2 separate regions of the Homo sapiens genome follow, and region 1 is linked to region 2. A link is an interaction called in ENCODE POLR2A ChIA-PET data of the cell type or tissue named here. Cell type or tissue: A673. All regions are shown on one strand.

Region 1 (2,500 bases), 320 kb before region 2:
AGGTAGAGGTTGCAGTGAGCCTAGATCGCGCCACTGTACTCCAGCCTGGGTGACAGAGCAAGACTGTCTCAAAAAAAAAAAAAAAAAAAAGAAAGAAAGAAAGAAAGAAAAGGAAAGGAAAAAAACGGAAAGAACCTGAACAAGTAAAGGGTCTTTGCTGGGTTCTCCCACTCCATCCCTTTTATTATCATTGGACTTTTTGTCCAATCACGCTTCTCCACAACTATCCACTTCTTTATTCGGACTTAGCATACAAAACAGGGCAAAATGAAACAGTTTTCCCTGGGGTTTGGGTCTTCACTTCTGAAGTCTCCCATATCATGTAAAACTTGGATAAACATATGTGTTATACTTTTTCTCTTGCTGGCCTGTCTTTTGGTAGAAGAGTGTCAGCCACAACCCTTGTGATGAGTGAGGAAAAGGCATTACCTTGTCATCCCCTGCACCCCAAACTGGGAAGGATCCAAATACTCAGCAAGAGTAGAATGCATAAATAAATTATGGTGCTGTCATAGAGTAGAATACTGTGTTATACAGCAATAAAGCTGTTCCTCTATAATTGGTGCACATTTCTGTATTATGCTGTAGCTCAATAAGAGGTTTATTAAAAAGGAATATCTGATCAATATTTGTTTCTGTTTTCAAAACATTAAAAAAATTCTCTGTGTCTTTAAACTCTATTTTTTTTTAATTAATAGCAATGTAATTGGTCCATCTATCCTTGCTCAACTCAGCATGTACCAAACCCAGCAAGAGTGAAGCCAGGGCTTGGCATGGTCTGGGCGTGTCCCTTCTAGATGCTAGCAGGATTCCTTCCAGGTTATGTTGCAAGCAACATTGCCTCATTAAATACTTGTACTGATGGGGATATCAAAGCTTGCACTCCAAAATGGAAACCGAGCTACAATTGCAATCGAATTTTGAGAAAATGTAGTTTTTGAACACAGTGGGGATGAACAAGAGGGGCTCAGACCAGAGGGTATTTTCTTATACTCCCTGAAAAGGAGGTGTCAGATCACCACTATAGCAATCATCACCATAATTAGCTGAGACTTCCTCTTTAGTGGTTGCTCAACACCTTCATTTGACTCTGCTGCTCACTCTAGCTGCCTGGGAGTTGGTGCCGGCATTTCGCAACACAGCCGGTCCTTGCCTACCAACCGCACTGTCTGCCAAGCCAAGAAGGTGGAGAAACTGCAGGTTCATGTTACAGGCTGAGCCAGGGGAGGTTTCTGAGCCCTCTCTAGCACTTGGCCTAAGCCTCCAGACTTCTCTGTCATACCCCAATGGTGCCAAATATCCAGAAACTAGCTTCCTAAAGTGGCTTTAACAAAAATCAACTTTATTGAGGTTTCATTTAATGCAATAAACAGCATCCATGTTGTAATGGGTATGATTTCGTGAGTTTTGGGAAGATAAACATAAATCCATGGCCATAATCAAAATCATGGACGCAATCGAATCACAAAGCATGTCTTTCCTCCCTAAAATTTTCTCAAACCCCACTGCAAACCCCCACCTCATCATCACTGTAGACTAGTTCACATTTTCTAGAATAAACTGGCTTTTGGATAAATGAGGGTGGGGATGTGCCAACCTAAGCATGTTTCACATATGCACACACATGTGTATAGACGTACTTCTTTCTTGGAAGGGAGTCCCTTCCTGCAGCTCATGCCAAGGCAGACAGCCCTAGGTGGCTTCAGAGCATATCCTGTGACCTCCTGGACATAGGGTTGCAACAGGATGGGGCACCTGACCCAGCACCTTGCAAGGAGGGTTGACCGGAGTGCTCTGCAGGGGCAGAAGTTCTGAGTCAGCTCAAGTGGGGACACAGAGATATTCAGGGGCTAGGATGGTGGGTGGTGGCGGTAACTGCGGAGCAACAGGGGCAAAAGTGGCTGAGCCCTGAAACGGAGTTCTCGCTGTGCTGGAGGCTGGAGCTGGAGATCAAGGTGTTGTCGGCGGGGTTGGCTTCTCGTTGGGCAGGGTGGCTTCCTCTCAGGCCTCTCTCATTGGCTTGCAGGTGGCCATCTGCTCCATGTGTCTGCACACGCTTTTCCTCCTGCAAGTGCCTGTGTCCTCATCTCCTCTTCTCCTAAGGACACCAGTCACATTGGAGTAGGAACTGCCCGTGTGACCTCGTTTTACCTTTATTACCTGTTTAAAGGCCTTAACTCCTAAGAAGGTCACATTCTGAGTTTCTGGGGGCTAGCATATCAAAATATGAATTTGTGGGGCACACGATTCAGTCCAGCATCCATAAAGGTGGCGGATGGGTGAACTCCTCCTGTTGTGGGCTGGGGGTTCAATGTCTCCTCAATGGAACTGAGCCCCTGGGATCAGGAACTGCTCTTGGTCCCAGACAGGAGTCCTGAATTTCAGTCCCTGTGAGGCCTCCCTCAGCACAACTGTCTGTGAGTTCCTAATTTTCCTGTTGCTTTTGTTCCTCATCTTTTCTTGGCATAAACCCCTGTTACCTGAGGATGACCCAACTGAG
Region 2 (2,500 bases):
CAGCTAACTTTGGAGCCGGGCAAGACGTGTTTTCCCGCTCCTTCGAATTTAACCGCCCAGTGCCTGCCTCCTGGAAAAGCTGTCACGATTGGGCTTGGGCTTGGGCTTGGCCTTGGTCAAGAAAGGTTTCCTCGGCTGCGCCACCGTGGGGATGGAGGTGGGAGTTGGAACACAGCCCCCTAGCTGAGTGCAGGGGCCAGAGGCTGGCGGGGGCACGCGGGGGTGGTTGGGGGCGGAGTGCGGCGAGGGGTGAGGGCGCGACCGCCTTGGGGCAGGGGCGGCGATGGAGTAGCTCCGGGCTCTCCACGGACTCGATTGGACAGCCCCAGGCCGGCTTTGGATCCTTGGAGGCGGATACGCAAGGCCAGACCTGGTGGCGTGGCCAGTTGGGCATCGCGGTATCTTCCCCAGGCCTGGAGGGCAGTGCTGAAGGCCCGCGGCCGAGGTTTTGCTTTAAGTATACTTGGGCCTCGCAACTCAGCTGTTTGCGAACAGAGACCTGGCGAATCGCCGAGGAGCGGCGCGGCTCCGCGTCCCCACTTCAAGGCCAAGTGGAGAGTGAGGACACGCTGAGGCCCCCTGCTACCTATCATGCCATCTTAAGCGGGCACCGACTCCTTACCCAGAAAAGATCCTGGAGCTAAAGCCTGCGCCTACACCAGAGAGGGGAATTTAAGTTTCCCACTCTCGACGTGTCTGGAACCTTCCCTCTAGCCGCATACCCACAACCCCCTGCTCCCTGGCTCCTCCCAGTGTCAAGGAAGGAGAAAGACTCCCACCCTGTCCCCAAAGTCTCAGACTAACTCGCTCCAGGTCACAGGACCCACTAAGAGGGCCTTTCCAGCTCATGCCCGGAACAGGGGTGCAGCGGCGACCCTCTGGGATCTGGAGAGAGAGAATTTAACACGGCCTTCCTGAAGTACATTCACGCAAATGTGAGAAAGACTTCAACGCACAGAATCGCCAAAGCCCTTGCCGTCTTAAATAAATCCTGCCCCTTGGCACAGAAGAACGGAGAACCAAGGAGTTAATTCCTATTTTATAAGAAAAAAAAAAAAAAAAAGGAGGGGGAGAGAGGAAGGGAGTGGATGGCCCCCACTGAGCGGAACAATTGTCACTCAGTTGAACAGTGTCAATTAACAAACCGCAGCTCTGGCAGACTTCAAAAGGCTTGATTCTTTTTGAAATGTCTGTGGTGATGGGTGTGCAGCGAACCCCAGCTCGCCGGTGGCCGCTCACCCCGCTCGCCTCTCTCTCCCTCTGGACTCGGTGCTGAAGCCCCAGTGCAGCTCGCTCCTCCTTCTGTCAGCAGCTGGACCCGGAAGCCCTGACTCCCGGCTTGGCGCCTGTGCTGAGAGCGGAGAAGGACGTCGCGACCGGCAGGCCTGGAGGGCGCATTGGTGTGCAGAGTGTAGCGGCTGGTCTGGCCCTGGGAACCCCAGACCCGCGAAGCTGGAGGGCGCACTCCCCGGCCTCAGAGCCCCAAACCGGAGGCGCTGTCCAAACGCGCCAACGCTGCAAGCAATGTGGCAGGGCACACCGAAATGCGTGTCTCGCACACCTGCCCATCTTTCCCTGCTCAACACGAAAGCGCCTTGTGGCTCTAAGCGCTTCCTTGGGGTGGCTGGGGCTGTGCATTTTAATTCCAAAGTCAAGAGGTTGAACCATCTCAAAGTTGGCGGGTGGAGGGGGCGGTGGCAGGGAACTAGATGGCTGGATGCCTTTGCCTGCGGGGTGGCAGGGCTGTCCCTACCAATAGCCACGGCTCGGGGCTGGCTTTGTAGTTATTTTTCCAAGTTCTGCCCGGTGCCCATCATATTGCCCTGAAAAGCAAAAGAGGCCGATGCAATTTATTCCAATGGGCGGTTTTTAAGAAGCTGGCAATTTGAACCGGCTGGGTGTTATTTAGTGCAATATGAAATCAAATGATCCTATTTCTCAAATAACAGTGTCTGTGAGGAGAAGTGAATCCTCTGAAAGGGTAATTGTCTGCTGATGGTGTTTCCCATTATACCCGATCTTGGCCTAAATGGTGTTCGGCAGCGGGGCGGAGAGCGAGGGGTGAAATCAATGTGCGCCAACTCGCGCTCTGGAGACAGGAAAAGGTAGCACCGCTGGCGTCCTGGCACGTCGAGCGAACAATGCCACCCCACGCGTCACTGATCGACTCATCTTGCAGGTGTCCGAAATCATTAGACTTGAGTGATCTTGTGGACGGGGGTATAAGACTAACTGTTTTTCCTTTCGCAACTTTGGGAATTGTTAGTCTCCTGGCATCAGTCACGCAGCAGACTGACGATAATCTGGGAAATACAACCCAGTTTGGAGTCCCTTATCCCACCCCCTCCCCACCTCCATGTCATTACTGAGACGCTCAGTCCTTTCTTCCAAGGACTCACTTCTGTCTAGGACCTTCCCAGTCCAGCTTCTGGAAAACAAATGTAATTCCTGGGAAATATAATGCGTCCACCAGGCGCACACTATTAATGCTGTAATTAGG

The links. ChIA-PET counts read pairs that join two places held together with the same protein. Peaks named below come from ENCODE experiments on the same cell type or tissue, not always from the same donor. Only the 100,000 strongest peaks of a DNase experiment are listed, where the experiment ranks them.
Region 1: POLR2A ChIA-PET joins it to region 2 with 11 read pairs; 1 of 35 experiments calls an interaction of 5 or more read pairs at or near these places.

The regions. Positions count from the first base shown.
Region 1 is chr20:20,779,510-20,782,009 of GRCh38, forward strand. No RefSeq gene overlaps it. Among named protein-coding and RNA genes, the nearest start is that of RALGAPA2, 68 kb to the left of the region's middle. In A673, no CTCF peak of the experiment used is centred here; a DNase peak (open chromatin) is centred at 1,122.
Region 2 is chr20:21,101,651-21,104,150 of GRCh38, forward strand. All of the region lies in intron 1 of LINC00237 (long intergenic non-protein coding RNA 237), which reads right to left. Among named protein-coding and RNA genes, the nearest start is that of LINC00237, 3.5 kb to the right of the region's middle. RefSeq lists enhancers at 1, 1,532-1,581. In A673, no CTCF peak of the experiment used is centred here; DNase peaks (open chromatin) are centred at 771 and 1,091; H3K4me3 peaks cover 998 bases; H3K27me3 peaks cover 2,500 bases.